Regions from separate parts of the Homo sapiens genome. Here region 2 is linked to region 1. The links are chromatin loops, found by intact Hi-C in ENCODE. Cell type or tissue: PC-3. All regions are shown on one strand. Each heading gives the region's core, and the rest is flanking DNA. Links, peaks and the distances in the headings are about the cores only.

Evidence for each region. Hi-C counts contacts between places; a loop is a spot of excess contacts. Peaks named below come from ENCODE experiments on the same cell type or tissue, not always from the same donor. Only the 100,000 strongest peaks of a DNase experiment are listed, where the experiment ranks them.
Region 2: a loop joins it to region 1, with 3 times the contacts of the local background. A loop is called at or near these places in 13 of 110 quality-filtered maps.

What each region holds. Positions count from the first base shown.
Region 1 is chr3:45,981,930-45,991,185 of GRCh38, forward strand. It overlaps FYCO1 (FYVE and coiled-coil domain autophagy adaptor 1), which reads right to left. Exons shown (of 18, transcript NM_024513.4): 2 at 2,927-3,093. The coding sequence starts at 2,981. Among named protein-coding and RNA genes, the nearest start is that of FYCO1, 9.3 kb to the right of the region's middle. RefSeq lists enhancers at 4,388-4,682, 6,120-6,620. In PC-3, for the core only: no CTCF peak of the experiment used is centred there; DNase peaks (open chromatin) are centred at 4,572 and 7,112; H3K4me3 peaks cover 326 bases; H3K27ac peaks cover 3,276 bases.
Region 2 is chr3:46,053,777-46,063,062 of GRCh38, forward strand. It overlaps a transcript of XCR1 not described here. Among named protein-coding and RNA genes, the nearest start is that of XCR1, 31 kb to the left of the region's middle. In PC-3, for the core only: no CTCF peak of the experiment used is centred there; no DNase peak of the experiment used is centred there.

The DNA of each region.
Region 1 (9,256 bases), core at 1-8,000:
AGGGCTAGTAATTTGCATATAGTAGCTGGACAACAAATGTTTGCTGTGTGGATGAATCAATTCAGTCCCTGAATACTGACTTCCAGAAAGCTTTACCTTTATTCTAGCCACATTTCAGGTTCTTCACTATAATCCTACTGCTCATTATAGGTAAGCGCAGGATCAGAATACCCAGTATGTGCAAATAATAGTAGTGACAATCACAATTCCAACAATGACAACCGCACCTGCTTCTGTTAACTGAGTGTCCTTGAGGGGCTGGGCCTTTACATGTATTTTTCTCATTTAATATGGCATTGAGAGGCAGGGATTGCCTTATTTCGATGAATCTAAGATACAATTAATTATAATATACATTACAGTTTCAGAGCTGTTAAAATGTCAAAAAAAAAAGTACAATTTAGAATCTATGAAGTCTGCTATGATTATCCCCATTTTGCAGATGAGGAGTGTACAGAGAAATCAGAGCACTTGGCCAAAGATCATGGGTGGCAAACAGCAGAGCTGGAATAAGAACCCTGGTTTTCTCAAGAGCTGTCTAACTCCAGAGCTCACCTCTTAACTTCTAAGATAATTCACCTCCCTGTGTAGAAAAGAGGAAAACCCACCTTTGACTCTCACTCACTGCCTCTGCTGTGGGACAGAGGGACTATCGAGACACTGGATTTGGTTTAGATCCTGGAAAACCTTTTCCCAGCAGAGATGGTGGGATGTGCTTCACAAAACTATCTGCTTCTCTGGCAATTCTTAAATTCCTAAACCCTGCTCCCAAGAACCATGGTTTGAAGCAGACCTGTCCAGGACTGAAGCCAAGCCTAAGATGGCTGAAAATGTAATCAACACGACCCCTCAGGCAAAGATTAGCAAATGGTGGAGACAGGTTCTTGGGACTGATTCTTACAAGTGACTGTTGTCCACTGTACCTTGCTAGAAGTGTCTGCAATGGCTGGCACTGACAGCCAGTGAGCCAGGGGCCTGGGAGAGACAAAGAGCCTTCCTCCTCCACCCTCCTGCCTCCTCAGGCCAGGTAAACACTCGCAACCTGATCTGGGAACTCCTGAAACTTTGAAGGAGTAGACTCTGGATATGAAATATGAAATTTTCAGCTCTAATCTCTGATATTCTAAGTAATATTAGCTTTGCAGGAATTACTATTTGATTCTTTCAATAATCTTGAGAAGTGGGTGTTATCATCAAACCCACCTGGCACATGAAGGAAGCAACTGTGCGTTGGAAAGGTGAAGGGACTTGTCCAACATTTTCGAGGGTTAAAAGAGAAGCCAGAAGCTGAGCACACCCCTGCCTGACTCCAAAGTCTTTGAAACTGCTGTCACCAAGAGGATAAGTGGGCTGCCCTGCAGAGGAGTGAAGGCTGTGTACCACACAAAGATGCCTCAGTTAAGGACACTCCACTCTCATGGTAGATGCTGTAGATTTGTATGCTTATTAAGACGTTTACCAACAGATGAAAGTGGAGGGTACTGAGAAAGTGGCACCTTTCAAGAATTCCCACCAAAGTGCTCTGTGGCCTATGTAAAGGACATTGAAATCAGCCCAGGATGTTGGGGGTGGCCAGACTCAGCTGGTACATAGGATAGACAATGGTCTAGATCAGAAGCTCTACCTGAGGGTCCCCTATTTCACCCTCTTCCCTCCCAATAAGGACCTCCAGGTCTCAAAGTTATCCTCAAGAACCAGATATTGAAACACAGAAAAGACTATCTACTTTATGGAGAGACCTCTTAAAGCCAGTGGCAAACTCAGATTTGCAGAGACTGGCATTTCACTTTCTCTGCCTCTCTGTGTAGATTTAAAAAAGCATCTAATGTCTTAGCTGAAAGTAGACTAGAGTGGTTAGGAGCATAGACTGGTGCCAGGCTGTTGGTATAGAAAGTGCCCGGTGCACATGAAATGCCATGAAATTGTTAGCTATCAGAGGCCCAAGGCATGGTAGACACAAGATTAAAAGCCTGAGAAAATGTTTTTTATCTTGTTGACTTTGGAACTTCAGAATGAGAACTGCACTGTGGCCATGCTAGGCCAATGGCTCCTGGTATGGGAGATAACTGCTTGTGGTGCCCAAGCAGTTAGAAGCCTGGGCCTTTAGTCTGTCAGAAAAGTGTCACAGCGGACTCTGCAGGCATGGAGGAAGTGGTCAGCTTCAGACTGTGTAGTATCAAGTGTCCTAGAGCTCCGAAGAGCTTAAAGGTCAGCACTGGTGATGAGTGGGGATGGAAAACTTATAAAAACTCTGACCCCTGGGACAGCATCTGAAAGAGTGAAACTTGGAATTTGCAGCCAAAAAGAAAATAGTCCGTTTCTCCTGAGTCTATGAAACTTTATCTGCACCTTCCTCTGCCTTGCTTTTCTCCAGTGAGATAAGGGATACAAGTCATAGCCTCTCTCAGTGGACAACGCTGAGCTCAGGGAAGTCTGGGAGGCAGCAGGACTGGACCTACAGTGCATCCCAGGCAATGGGCCATCCGCCAGCCAGGACCCAGTTGGGCAGCAAAACAAGATAGGTGGGTCTCTGTCCTTCCTGCTCAGTGGGAGAAAGAACATTCTTTTCCAAAGAAGCCAACTTCATCAGAGCCCAGAAGTTTGGGATTTAGCCAAAGACTTAACAGGCAGCTTCAAAACACACATGTGTGCACTAATGGAAATCAGACCCAGTCCTGGAGCCGGGTGTATGATTTTGTTTACAAACTGGCTTTACAGTTCTCTGAAAGGAAACCAGGCAAGCTTTCCAAGCCTTACACAAGGTGGATATTTGAGACCCAAATATTTCAATATGATGTGACCTGAGGACTCCAATTACTCGTTGTGTGAACAAAAATGAAAGGGTTGAATTTCAACTGGCAACAGCAAAAAGCCCTGCCACAAGTCCCTCAAAACCAAACTCAGCCTGCCCAGCAACCTACCATACCTTGCAAGTCTCGGATGATTCTCTGGAGCTGGCTCTCTGCATTGGTGGAGGCCATGGTGAGTTTGCCTTTCTTGTCTGTATGTCTCCTGCCTGGGTCCAGAGGAAGGCTCAGAATTTCGGCCCTCGGTGGCTGTCTGCTCAGCAGTGGTCAGACTCCATGGTGGCACCTGCACAGAGGAAGGGGAGGCCATGGAGGAAGCAGATACAGACACAATTTAACGACAATATTAGAGAACTCTGCTCTGGGCACAAAGGTCACCCTATCTGGGTGTATTCCCTCAACAGGAGGGCTTGACCTTTCTGTGTGGGCCTTGTTCTGTGGGCACTCTCTGGTTTGTTTCTGACACACTTCTATTCAGACACAGTGACCTGGTTTGGGGCTAAACAAGAAATTAGATCAATCATATTGCAGCCTATCTTTTTGAGCTCACTTTCCATTCACCTTAGATAGGACTGCCTTACTTTCCTTTAAAAAGCCACCTAGTGGCTCTCTCCATCCCCTTATACCAAAGGCTACACGGAATCAGTGCAGCCCAGCTTCAGACAGCTCTGCTAAGCCTAAGGATCCCCATCTCCCCCACACCTGGCCCCACACCCTCTCCACCTTTCTTTCTCTGAAGAATGGTCAGTCTCTAGCCAGGCAGTGCTAGTTGGGGGAGAGGATGAGGACACATACCCTCAGAACTTCTGGACCAAGGAAAGCCGGGCTTGCCTGGCAGGGTCCCCTTCGTCGTGAGGCTTGAAGCCTCCAGCTGCCCAGAGTCCAACTCAGCCTGGGTGTGCAGATGCTGCCTGGCCTTCTCTCCAGAGGCCTGCACAGCCCCTGCACCAGGCAATGGATGTGTCTCTATTTTTAAGTTTGGTTACAGTCCTCTCCCAGCTGGTGAGTCCTGAGTTATCAGCCCTACATGGGCAGCTGTTGAAGTGATTTACCCGTAGGGCTGAAGGCCAACAGAAGTTAAAGAGATGTGAGCACATTGGAAAGAGGTCTGGACATGCATCTGGAGATCCTACGTCCTTTCAGAACCTCTCATTCTTCCCTTAGATATCCAGTGCAAGGTTGTAATGTTTGCTGGCAAAGTAGATAGCAAGACTAGAGTTGGCTGTGGTGGCAGCCGGCACTAAATGAGGGTCTATTGCGTGCAGGGCTCTGTTACGTGCTTTACACACATGATCACTTTTAATTCTCACAATCACCCTGGTGGAGCAGATAACATCGTCCCTGTTTACAAAGGAGAAAATGATGCTCAGAGGAGTCATGTAACTTGTTTTAGGCCACGGGCCAGTAAGGCGAGGAATCACAGAGACTGAACTCTGGTCAGTCTGATTTCAAACCTGGTGGTTTTCCAATAAGTCCTACTGACTTTTTAAGACTCAGCCATTGTCACTACAGCAAATGACCAACCACTTCCACCGGCTCGAGGTACTACCATGAACTCCAGCATCTCCCAAGTAATGTGAACACCCTGAGTGTTCTAACACATGCCACCTCTCACTCTCCCACTGCCACCTTGCCCTCGTGGCTCCAGGAGTCCAGGCAAGCAGATCCTGGCATGGAAACCACCCCAGCCACAAGCTCCTCCAAATATTTACATAAGGATTCCTGCCTCTGCCCGAGGAGAGGGCCTATCACAGGGCAGAGATAACTAGAGCCTATTTTTAACTAACTAGCCAATGTAGCTGTGACTCAGTGCAAACAAGGCCCAAAGAGGGCTTCTCTGGCTTAGGAAGGAAACAGACACATGCCCGTACCACAGTCCCAGGAATTCATGAGTCCCAGAGAGAAGAGCTTCAGGGGAGCCACAGAGAACCCCCCAAACCTCCCAACAAGTGTTGGCACCCATCCATCAGGGACACCAAACTGAGGATGGGAGTGCTTTATGAGAAGCCTGCCTGCCCATCCCTGGGTGTCTCTCCAGGTCACCAGCTGAACACAGGCCTGAGCAGGGACCAGCCGGGGCCCTAGAGAGAGCCAGAGAGGATAAGAACCTCCACTATCAACACACAGCTGCCCCAGCACATTCCGTCAAGTGTCTGCTACATGCAGGCTGGGGATACAGAGGCACACAAGACACAGTCCAGCCCTGGAAGAGCCTGGCTACCCATCAAGGAGACAGATGGAAAAATATCACATATCCAGATACAATGGAAGAGGCTCACGTAGAGATATGGATAAAAAGTCATGGGCACTCAGTACTGAGAAGATATGAACTATGGGCATACAAAACAACATGGAGGAATCTGAAATGCCCTGTGCTGAGTCAAAGAAGCCTCTCAAACCACCACAACTGTGCAATCCCATTTATATGCTATTCTGGCAAAGGCAAATCATTAGGAGAGAAATCACATCAGTAGCTGCCAGGGTCTAGGGGAGAAGGGAGAGTCTGACTACAAAGGAGCACAGGAAAATATGGGGGGCAATTCTGTTTACTGCCTTGATTACGGTGATGGTTACATGACTATATGTATTTGACAAACATACACTTGTCACAACTCATATAACTATAAGTTATATCTCACAAAAAAGGAGCATTGGGATGAATTTATAAAAAAAAATGCAGTGGGATCTGAGGAAGGGAAAATCTAATTCAGCTTGGGGAAGGGAGAAGTGGTAGACACTCTGTGATGGCCAGGCCTAAAAAGTGAACAGGCAGTCACTGGAGAGAGCCAAAAAGAAAAGGATGCTGGGACGGAGGCACACAAGAGTAAAGGCTGTTTCTCTAACTGCATTCCTCTTATTTGGCTGCTGCCAACACAGAGGAGTTTGCAGTCTCTGAGAGAAATAATCCTGGAGAAAGACGACTGGAGTGATACCCTGTGATCTTTAAATGCAGCCCACTGGGTCTGTGTGTACACTTCTGACCATGTCTGTGGAGAGGGTGGAGCTTGGGAAGGAGGTGATAGCAACAACAGATCCTGAGTAACTCATCCGGGCTGCGGCCAGGACAATGAAGGAACCAACCAGCTGGATTTTCTGGAAACCAGCCCTAACTGGAGTCTGGCACAAGGGAAACAATGTCTGCAAACCCAAACAGCATCATAAGCCTGAACACAGATGGCAACACACTCCTTTAAGACTTCTTGGTGCTTTGGTGACACTGCCCTTGTGTGAGCCCAAGGCAGGAGACCTTCTCTGTCTGACCTTGGGAGTGTGCTCTTGGCTGGTGTCAAGTTCCCAGGTCGTGGGGTGAGCTGTTCCCAGCCACTCATTACACAAGCTGATTTTTCAAAGAGCCTGTGTCGCCACCAGCATAATGAGCCCTAAGAAACTGCCTGCCAGGCCTGTGGGGTGTGGTGGGCTTCCCCACTCTGGCTCTGGGTCATCACCTCACAGGGATTCAGGAAGTAAATCAGAGCTTCCATAGAGAACATGGTCACCATGGGGATGCTATTTTCAGGAACTCAGCATCTTGCCCTCCTTGCTCCTCCGTCTCGGTCTGAGGTCATTACTAACCAACAAAAGGCACAGAATGGGCAAGATCACTCTCCAAACATGGCCAACTTCCTTGTGTCTCTAGATAAGCTTGCCCTTTCATTGAGGGAATCACAGACTCCTGGCATGAACCAGCCTGATCCTGACATCTACAACCCATTAGCAAATGGCTCTCCTAACTCAGGAGACACTCAAAGCTCTGTACATACTACCACGGCTGCCCCAGCACCAGCGTAAGGACTCCAGGACTCACACACCTCACAGGGCCCCCAGTGTGCCAATCACCTCATAAACCCACAGTCCTTGTTGCACAACATGTAAAAACCTTCGTTGCTGTCTCTGACAGGCTCTTTCAAATATCAGAGAAATGCGTTTTATAAAATCTTTGGAAGCATTGAATTTCCTTGCCAACAACTCAAAATTATGTTTAAGCCTATCCAAAATGTCTGAAAACATCCAGTTTTCTGACAAAGAGGAAAAGGGACTCAATGCATTTTTTAAAATTCTTATTTTTCACTTGGTACTACTGTATGAGTTCCTAGTCATGACCTAGATATCATTTTAGAAGTAAAGGACCTTCTCTGACCTCCAAGTTTTTTCTATACCTGCCCAGATGCCCTAAATGCCTTAAACAATAGCAACGGCAATTTAGTCAAATTAAGATACAAAGATGCTGACTGACTCATGCAAACCTATTTATGCTATGGTCCAAGTGACTAATACTCATAATATTGCCCAGAAACTGGCTCAGACAGCATCTGAGTAGTCACACAAGGAAAGAAGAATCATCAGGGGAGGAGGAGGTTGGAGGCGTGGAAGTCAACCTTTCTCCACCTTCAAAATTTTGCTCCCAACACAATAGCTAAGGGCTGACCCAGAGAGGACACCTTACAGTTGGATTCCTCCCCCAGTCCCAAATAAGGAGGAGCCTACCAGTTGTAAAGTCTCCCCTGACCAAGAAAGAATGTTAAGGACAAGGATGGTTAAAAAGGCAGAAAAGCCTTTCTGGAAGAGTCCATTGCCTAGGCCTGGTTCAGCACACCCAACGGCAACTATCTAGTTACCACCTACAGAAAGGGAGGCACTTGGCTGGTACCTGCAGCTTCGAAGGCCTGGAGGTCCTGCTGGCCCAGGGGCTGGAACAATCAGTGGGCAGGCAGACTGCCCTTCCCAGAGCTTCAAGAGGGTGGCTAGGAGAGTGCTCCGGAGTTTGCCAGAGGCCAGCTCAGAGGCAGGCATTTCAGCACACGTGAACAAAGACTCATTAGGTGACCCAACCCCTTGGACCTATGATTAAAGTGTTAACCCACTGCATGCCTGGGTCATCTTTCCCAAACACTCCTTTTTGCTTGTCATCTTCTCTCTTTCATAAAGGGAATGAGAACTTGAGGCTTTGCCATGGCTTCTTCAACCTTCTCTTGGTCCCCTTCCCCCCACCAACAATAGCAGTTTCCTTGGTTGCTCTCCCAGAACACATACAAAACAGCCACTATTCGAGTCCATGGACCCCAGAGAGCAGGACTTAGAGGGCTCTGAGGTGTTGCTTTTGGATCTGGGGAAGCCAAGTCTTTTTTTAGTGAGGTGGGCAGTTGCTCAAGGGAGGAGCCACACCTCTGTACTTGACGCTGTGGGGCTGAGAAAATATCCAAGAGGTGACAATGACAGGCATGAGAATCTGGACAATCTCTGGAACAACTGCATCAATAATTAAGAACTCAACTGGTGCATCTACTCCTGCTCCAAAGAATACAGGCCCAACCTAGATGGGGAAAAACTACAGATCTCCAAAATTATATGCTCTGGGACCTCTCCTGACCGAAGTGTCAGGGGGTCAATCCAGCTAGTTATGAACTAAGAACTGAATCTCTGATAGAATATGACATAGCCACAAAACATGGCCTTGAGGAAGCAGCAGGCAACTTCTGTGTGCTAACAAACTGCCAGCCAGGTAAAAGGTATTTTTTGGCAGCACGATTAAGAGGCAAGCCTGAACCAGGAGCCGGGGCTATAGCTGTGAAAAGGGGCAGTGGGTGGAGCTCTGACCTTTAAGGAACTCAGGCTCAGCAGGAGAAATAGATAACATATACCCCAATAAAAACTAGTAAGAAGGAGCACTTGAGGCCTGGTAAGTGCTTTGATAAGAACAAGTGAACATACAAGGTACCACACTGTACTCCGCTCATGATTCTCAGCCCTCACTGCAGAGTCTCACATTATGCTTCTGTGGCTTCTGGGGCCATTTGTCACAATGGTAATTTTTTGTTGAATCTCTATTCTTTCCACTTGACTGTAAACTTCGTTGCTGTTCATGATTTCCCCTAGCACAGTTCTGGCACATGGAGAGCCCTCAATAAATTACTGCTGAATGAATGAATGAATTAGACAAAACAAAACACATAGATCCTTGCCCCACCATACAAACTAAACTTTGAGGCATAGAAATGTACAAAGATGTAAATACTACTAATCTTTCAATGGTGGCAACAAGAGCACTTTTTTTTTGAAATGGAGTCTCGCTCTGTCGCCAGGCTGGAGTGCAGTGGCGCGATCTCAGCTCACTGCAACCTCCCCCTCCCAGGTTCAAGTGATTTCCCCTGCCTCAGCCTCGTGAGTAGCTGGGGCTACAGGCGCACGCCACCACGACTGGCAATTTTTTTTTTAAATGTATTTTAGTAGAGACGGGGTTTCACCATGTTGGCCAGGATGGTCTTGATCTCCTGACCTCGTGATCCACCCGCCTTGGCCTCCCAAAGTGCTGGGATTACAGGCATGAGCCACTGCGCCCGGCCATCATGAGCACATTTTTAAAAAAATTCTATTTCTCTGATTTTTCAATTTTCCTTTATTGAGCATAAATTATTTGTATGTTGAATAAAATAATGCACTTAAAACACCAT
Region 2 (9,286 bases), core at 567-8,566, 72 kb after region 1:
TGTTTCAACAAAACTTTAAGCAACTGCACATAATGTTTTTCTTCAACAGACCAATTCTGCCCCATGTTACCCTGATTCAGAAAACTTCCCATTCCCAGTACTACTTTAAGGCACTGCTCCCAGTAGCTCTTTAGGGCACTGACCATAATTATATCCGCTGCTGGCAGACTCATCCCGGGCTCCCTGTTCGCCTTGTCAGTTTCAGTTCCTCTGCTCCAGCAGATCTTCTTCATTCACGTCCTCAAAGTCCCTTTTCTGGGGTGCCACTATGTAACCCACATGGACCTAGGGGGACTGAACAAAGGGGGGCAAACGCGGGAATAAAAGACAAAGACAAAAGAGCATATTTGGAAGAAGGGGTCAGGGAGCACCTTGCCTCTAGTGGACAAGGGCCCTGAGCTTTACACAGCCCTCCATATTTATTAGGCAAAAGAGATAGCGAGAAGGTGGGTGTGGAAGAAGGGGTCAGCTGCTTGGTCCAGAGTAGGCTTGCAAGACTGCATTCTCTAGATGTCCCAGTAGATAACCTCAAGGAGCTTGAGGCCAGGAAGCGATTGCCCTCAGCAAACCTTCTGGCAGTGGGAGCAGTCGTGAGTTTGCCCAGATCCTGCGTTCATGATAAACAGTTTGTTGTTTGATCATATAGCATCCAGTGGAATGCTGAGTTGGTCAGTCCCACGGGCGTTCGGCTCCCTGCAAAGTGGGAACTAAATAATGTGTACACAAGAGTGTAGAGTGTGGAATGGTAGACAATGGACACTCAAAAGGACGAGGGGGGGGCGAGTGTGATGGATTACTGTTACCGAAACACCAGGGGTTTGGTGTAGGTACTGCTGCTGGCTGCACAGAAAATCAGTGACTGAGATGACGAGTATTACCAAGGAAGAAAGCTTTAATCAGGTGCTGCAGCTGAGGAGATGGGAGCTCAGTCTCAAATCCATCTCCCTGACCAACTAAAACTAGAGGTTTATATAGCAGGAAAGAAATGTAACAATGTGTAAAAAAACAGGAACTAGGGAGGGGCAAGGAAGCAATCATGATGAATGAGGGGGTCAGGCATCTCATTGGTTTGTGCTGGGAAGCATTGCCACCTGAATAAGAAGTGGTCCACAGACACGGATGATCAGTCAAATGCACCTAGGAGCCAATGGTCAGCCAAGATCAGGAAAAACTGACCTAAGGAAATCGATCACTGGTGGAATCCTTAGCAGAAAAGGCATATGTAACTCAGGGTGGGAGGAAGAAGGTCTCTCTTAAGTTATATCCCTTGTTGCCCTCTGCAGTGTATTGAGTTCAGGCCAGGAAGAAGTAGACAGAGTGCTGAAGCCATCCTTGCAGAGTTAACAAGAATTTTGGACAGAAATACATATAATGAAGCATTAATCAGGGTACACTTCCACTCACTTCTTTGTAACCAAAAGTCACGTAGCACTTGATACTGACCATTGGCATCCCTGTTGTTCCTATAGATAGGATTTCTGATGTTAGAATCATAAGGCTTTTATTTAAGATAGATAAGATCTGAGTCATGTACATGAACAAAACAATCATAAACAAAATCAGAAGGTTTTTGTTTAAGAATTTCTAAGATGTTTTCCAGATCCCAAATTCCAGCCAAACAGCTGTTGCCAACTAGTTTGAAGACCCCTCCAGACGAATGGATCATAATGAAAATACAGTTTCTTCATCCTCTTGTCCCATGACTTCACCCTGCACTCTTTGACCAGTCAACAGTCTCCACACTTTGGCTCACTCCAAAACCCTTAAAAACCCTAGCCACAAACTCCTCAGTGAGACAGATTTGAAGTTTCTTCCCATCTCCTCATTCAGTGGCCCTATGATTAAACCTCTTTCTCTGCTGCAACCCGGTGTCTTGGTGTACTGACTTGCTCTGTGCATCAGGCAATGAACCTATTACAGTTACAGTACCTCAGAGGGTCCTCTGGAGACCTGGATTCCGTAATTTCAAGGTACCTTGAAGGATCCCTGCTTGTCCAGCAGTAGGGCCCATGTGGAAACATGGAGTTAAGGGAGCCACCACCACTCTGCCAAGCATCAACTTAATCAGATCTCTTAACAACACTATGAAGAAGAGACAATCAATATTTGAAATTTGCAGATAAGCCAGCAGAGGTGCTCAGAGGTTAAAGTCACTCACAGTTAATCAGCAAGAAAATGGTGGTTGAGTGGGATTCAGTCCAACTTGTCTGGCTCCAAAGTCTCAGGTTTCTAGGGCTTGGTTTAAGGGGAGCCACACTTGTTTCCAAGATTGGGCTTGGGGTTGGGATTGGTTGTTAAGCAGTCTCTTGACTCCTTAGGCTGGCTGGGACTGTCTTCCTCCACTCTTCTTCCTACTGCTCTCAGAAATGTGTGGTGTAGGTGCAGTGCTTGTTATATAGGGGTCAGACTAGCATTTCAAGAGTTCGTTTTTTTTCTTTTTATTTTTAGTAGAGATGGGGTTTCACCATGTTGGCCAGGCTGGCCTCAAATTCCTGACCTCAGGTGATCCACCTGCCTCAGCCTCCCTAAGTGTTGGGATTACAGGCGTGAGCCACTGCAACCAGCCTCAAGTTTTCATTTCAATACTTCTTTTAACACAAAATTTATGACCCACATACCAATCAAGGACTTTTGGGTGACAAATTTAAAACTTGGGGGGATGGTACAATTATTCTAGAAAGCAGTTTGGCAGTTTTTCTTTCTTTTATTTTTTTTGAGACAGGGTCTCACACTGTTGCCCAGGCTAGAGTGCAGTGGTGCAATCACAGCTCGCTGCAGCCTCAACCTCCTGGACTCAAGCAATTCTCCTGCCTCAGCCCCTCAAATAACTGGGACTACAGGCGCATGCCACCACACCTGGCTAATTTTTGTATTTATTTATTTTTTTTTTTGTAGAGATGGGGTTTCGCCATCTTGCTCAGGCTGGTCTCCAACTCCTGAACTCAAGTGATCTGCCCACCTTGGCTTCCCAAAGTGGTGGGATTACAGGCTTGGAGCCCCTGTACCTGGCTGGCAGCTTCTTTGAAAGTTAAACAAACACCCATGTGTTTGTTTACCTAGGAGTCATCTGGCTCCTAGGTATTTACTAGAGAAAGCCAAAAACAATTTCCGTGCAAACATTTGCTCACAAAAGACCGTAGCAGCTTTACTTGTAATAAAGCAAAACTTAAAGCAGCCCTAGTGTCCATCAGTGGGTGAAAGGATAAATCAACTGTGGAATATCCACACAGTGAAATACTCTCAGCATTAAAAAGAAACAGATTCATCATCACCCTACAATGTGAGTGAACCTCAAAATAATGATGCTAAATGCAAGAAGCAAGAAAGAGTACATAATGTATGATTCCATTGTTTTCCGTTTTTAGTTTTTAGAGGTGAGTCCTGCTATGTTTTCTAGGCTGGACTTAAATTCTTGAGCTCAAGAGAGTCAACTGCCTCAGCTAGCCAAGTAGCTGGGACCATAGGCATATGCTACTGCACCTGGCTTGATTCCATTTATGTAAAGTTCTAGAAAATGCCAACTAATTTATAGTGACTGAAACAGATCAGATCAGTGGTTGCCTGGGGTTTGGGATGAGGGAAAGATGGATTATAAAGGGGCGCAAAGCAACTGTTGGGGATGATGAAAAAATTGGCGTCTTGATTTTGGTGATAATTTCATGGGTTTCCACATATGTTAAAATAAATCAGAAGACACACTTTAAATAGGTGCAGTTTATTGTACTTTAATTATACCTTGTGATAGCCAGTTTTATGTGCCATCTAGGCTAGGCTGTATTCCACAGCTATTCAATCAGACATGATTCTAGGTGTTGTAGATGTGATTAACATCTACAATCGGTTTACTTTATGGAAAGGAAATTATTCCTAATACTCTAGGAGGCCCGATTCCTCCTAGAGTTGAAAGGCGTGAATGCAGAACTGGTTTCCCTGAAGAAGAAATTCTGCCTGTGGATTGCAGTTAGCCTTTACCTGAGAGTTCCAGCCTGCTCTTCCCGATGGCTGCCCTGCAGAGTTTGGATTTCCCTAATCAGTCCCTACAATTGTGTAAGACAATTTCTTGCAATAAATCTCTATCTAGTACCTATTATCATCTTATCTGTCTGTCTATCTATCTATCTATCTATCTATCTATCTATCTATCTATCTATCTATCTACGCATCCATCTATCTATCTATCTGCCATCTATGTATCTATCATCTATCGATCATCTATCTTGCTACCTATCTCCTACATCCTACTGGATATCCTACTGGTTCTGTTTCTCTAGTGAAAGCCTGACTCATATGGATTTAGGTAATGGAAGTGGTTCTAAAAGAACAAAATCTTAAGGATGAATTTTCTGAATTGCCTCTCTCGTATGATTCAATTTAAGGCCAGTAATGACTCTATTTCCATTGGTAAAGAGGGCATGGAATGAGGTGGCAAAATATTCCTGGATATTCCTGATCAAATGCTTATTAAAGGTAAGGTTCTGGTGATCATGTATTTGATACCTTTGGGGCATTTAGTCAAAATAAGGTGTATAGTGAGATTGGCTGGTTGCTCCTGACTATGTTAGAGAAAGTGGAGAAGGAAAAGGATGAACTCAGGGCTTCAAATTGCCAGCTGAGCTCCACATATATGATCCAAAAGCTTCTATGTCTGTCCTTAAAGAAACCCTGTCTCTGTAGATGCAGGACTGGAATTTCTGAAAACCAAATCCTGAGTCTTATCCTGCAAGTGGCTGTATTACAATGCAAATTGAATTCACAACGTTGCAGGGCATCTTCTGATTTTATTTTATTTTAGACAAGGTCTTACTCTGTCACCAGGGCTGGAGTGCAGTGGTGAGATCATGGCTTAGTGCAGCTTCTACCTCCTGGGCTCAAGCGATCCTCCCACCTCAGCCTCCTGAGTAGTTGTAGTCCTGAATAGCTGGGACTATAGACGGGTGCCACCATGCCCAGCTAGTTTTCCTGTATTTTTGTAGAAACAGGGTTTTACCATGTTGCCTAGGCTGGTCTTGAACTCCTGAGGTCAAGGGATCCACCCACCTTGGCCTCCCAAAGTGCTGGGATTACAAGTGTGAGCCATGATGACCGGCCATAGGGTGTCTTCTGTTAGAGTGAAGGCATTGATTGGGAAGTAATGGGCTCTTCAAAATCAGAGTGGGGACATATGAAAAGATCCTAAGGAAGGTGGGGTCATTACATCCCTAAATATTGTTGAGTCTTCTTTGCCAGCAGAAGCAGCCCTTTTACTGCTGTCTGACCCACTAAATCCTAAGGTGGGGTGTGCACAATAGCACTCCATCATCAAATGGAAATGGTAAATATGAGACAGGCCCGAGCCAGCCTTGAAGGCACAAGAAAGTTAGCTGAGGAAGTGGCCCATATACCTATAGAGCTGATTCTTCCTACACTGCCTTCTCTGTCTCAGCCTGTACCTATGGCCTCATGAAGAATTCCCTGTGATTAGCTGAATGAGGAAGAGAAAAACTCAAGTTTGCTTATAGTTGGTTGTGCACAATATGCAGGCATCACCCAAGATGTTCAGGTGTAGCAATACATCTTCTCTCTGGGTCATTCCTAAACCACAGTGATGAGAAGAAATACTCCCAGTAGGCAGAACTTGGAGCATTGCACTTGGTTGTTCATTTTGCTTGGAAGGAAAAATAGGTACTTAAACTCTCAATCACATTATTTATAGACAGTCTCAGGGTTCAGTCCCACAAATTGCAGCCTGTGAACATTTGAATTTGCTAGTTGATTTCAGAAAGAAAATCTTAGTTCCCAATTTCTAATTTCAGTGACAATGATGTTAAAAAAAAAACTTTCACTCTTACTTCTATATAACATGCAGTATACGTATTCCATTTCCCACTTTTAGCAAAAAAGAGGAAATGGTGCCTGGCTACTTTTCACTTCCACTTGGCTGAGGACTGAATACTCATGACCAATGTCCCTGACAAAGTTTTTGTGTTTGTGTATACACCTTTATTGAGGTGTGTGTAAATAAACGTTCCACCAAAGAAACAAAACCAGAAGAATGGATATCTACAGCTATCGTCTATATTTATATCTATATCTATCTTTACAATAAGAAAGTCATACTTTCTATTAACATGATACAACTGAAATTGTGCTAACCTTTTCCCTGGAACAGGTTGCAGTGTCCTTGAGTGATAGTAGTTCTTTCCCTAGATACCTTGTAACTTAAATACTAGGACGTAAAGTCAATCACTGTTAATACATCTTATGTTAGATGATAAGAGTATAAAGAGGGAAAAACTCAAAAATATTTGCTTAATGCATATCTATCCGTACAAACATATAACAAAATAGAAAGAAATACTCATATATAGTCCTCATTTCTGCATCTGGTCATATGGTCATAGCTGTTTATATAACATAGCTGTATCTATTTATAGATACCTTCTTCCACTACCCATGACTTATTCCTTTTGCCCTCAGTAAGCACCTAAGCTTGCCATGGTTCTTTGCTTGGTGGGTGACCCCAATCTTCATTTCTGAAACCTGGGCCATTAGCAGTTCTTCCTGAACTCGGTTGTAGTTCTCCATTGACTTTAATCACAGGACATGGTAGTACTAATAGGTGCCCTAAGGAATCTCTTGTATTACAAATATACTTTGTCTTCTTCTATTGTGTAGTAGCAGCCCAATTTCCCTTTGGTAATCAGGATCAATCATCCCAACCAACACAGCACTCCCTTATTTGCCTGTTAATTCATAGGTAAGAGGAGCCCAAAGTGGCAGGGTGGCAGTTTTAACTTGTAATTCAATGGAATCATTGTTGAATCTCCTGGTGGAAGCATTCCTCCCTTTGTAACTAAGACCTGTAGACCAGCTGAGCATAAGGTCACAGGAACAGAAGCAAACATTTTGCTAGGGGATTACCTATGGTAATAGTGAGTGGTGCCACTCCCATTTCTATCTCCTGATTCCTGGACCGGTGACTCCTGGCTATGGAGAAACAGTATGTATATTGGATGCTGATTTACAGCACACACATCCTCCTGGAGGACGCTTCCCCAGTACTACAAGATATTGCCATCTGGCTGCCACCATAATTGAGTCTTCACAGGCCATTCCACTATTCTATCAAGCCTGCTGCTTCAGGATGATGGGGAATATGGTTAGTCCAGTAAATTGAATAGGCATAAGCCCACTGCCACACTTCATTTGGTGTGAAGTGAGTTCCTTACTCAGAAGTAATGTTATGTGGGAATACCATGATGGTGGAAAAAGTATTCTTCAAGTCCACAGATGGTATTATTACTATTTTATTTTTTATTTTTTGCAGAAGCATTGCATTCAGAAAAAGCAAATCCTTTTTGGTGGGGGGAATGGGAGGAAAGCAAATCTGTGTCCAGAGTAAGTGTCTATTCCAGTAAGAACAAAACACTGCCTCTTCCATGATGGAAACAGTCCCGTGTAGTCAGCTTACCACTAAATAAGCTGGCTGATCACTCTGGGGAATTGTCCCTATCAGAGACTCAGTGTTGATCTTTGCTTCTGGCCAACTGAATGCTCAGCAGAGGCTGCAGCCAGGTCAGCCTTGGTGAGTGTAAGTCCATGTTGCTGAGCCCATGCATAACTTCAATTCCTGCCACCATGGCCACTTTGTCCATGAATCTGTTGGGAGATGACAGGAGTGTCTGGAGAAAGAAGCTAACTGACTCACAGAGTGGATCATCCAAACCACTTGATTATTAAAAATTTCCTCTACTGAGTTCACCCTTTGGTGAACATTCACGTGGGACATTCCCCTGCATTCCCTTCTCTCTTATGGGATGTTGCTCAACTTCCTTGCTGAGAACCTTTGGGCTGAAGCATGGCTTCCAAGGACTCCTTAGGACAGTCCTTTTAAAATCAGAAGATACAGCCATATCTCAGTGAAGCTGGAGCCTGGGGTCCTGCGAGGGGAAAGGAATATGGGGAGTTAGAGGTACAGAGGATGGGGGTTAGGCGGCTGATGCCAGAAGGAGTCATGGGGGTGCCAGGCCTGGGCTTCTTTCCCTGGTCTCCTGGGCATCTGGGCATGGTGACTGAGAAAGCCCCAGGTGAGTGTAAAGCATTGGAATGGGGGCTTGAATTCAGAGGCCCAGCTAGGTCCAGCACTGTGGGCAAAGCTGGATTTGAAGAGTCTGGCATAGAAGGTATCTTCTCTGGGATGGATTCCATCCCCGGAACCCCTAAGGGAAGGGTTTTGTGTGGCAAAGGATCATGAAGGGAGTGCCATAAGCTTTTGGAGGTGTCAGCCAGACTCCAATTTGGACAGTGCCCATTACATACAGAAGACGTTGAGTCAGCAGAATTGGGCCCAGGGCACCTCTGGGACTTTGGGGCTTTTTCAGTGAGTGGTTAGGGTTCAGGAGAAAATAGATGGTTTCTGAACTCCTTGGGGAGATGCAGGCCTCCTGGAAGCAGGACCAGTGGATGTGAGTCCCTGCAGCAGCCATGGACATGCCCGCTCAGCTGTCCTTCAGGAGACCCTGCTGCAGGATGCATGGTGGAATGATGGCCTCAGCTACTTCCACCATGAACACTGAGGCCACATGCCAGTCTCCCCACACCCCCCACTACTTCTGGCTAATGACTGAACTTGGAGCCCTCCCATTCTTGCCTGGAGCAGAACTCCTCTAAGGGCAACTTTTGCCCTGGGTCTCCCCATTGGCCTTGCCAAGACTTCCTCAGAACTTTCTATGTTACGGTCTAAGGTTCAACCTCCTGGATCCTTTTTCCTTCCCCCTTCCTTTTATAGGTGCTGGATCTGCATCTCTGTCTAAAGGCTCTCCCTGCCTACTTTTGCTCCTTCTCCCGTTACTCTTTTGGGAATTTTCCCCAATAGTTCTCTTGTATCTCTAATTCCCTCTTGGGGTTCACTTTTGAAATTCCAACAGAACAGGAGCTCAGGGCCATTCTGGCTTCTCAAGCCTAACATGGGCCATCCTTTCCCCAGGAGGCAACAGGGCCTTGTGGAAAGGAGCAGAAAGGAGGTTGGCAGCATCCAGAGGGCCTGTCGTCTCCGATGGAACTCCTAGCCTATCTCTGGGCTGGGGTGGCTCTAGTGGTGGAAGATAGGAGAGTTGGTTTTGGATCTGGGCAGAAGTATGCAGGAGCTGGCTCATACCAGTTTGTGTTCTATTTTTAGGAAAGTTGCAAGCTTGAAATCAGCCAAAGTGGAAGTATTTGGACCTCAAGACAAACACTGCAAATCAGAGCTTTTTCCTTTAGAGACCTGGTTGTTAAAATTTACTAGCACACCACTGAATGGAAGGTT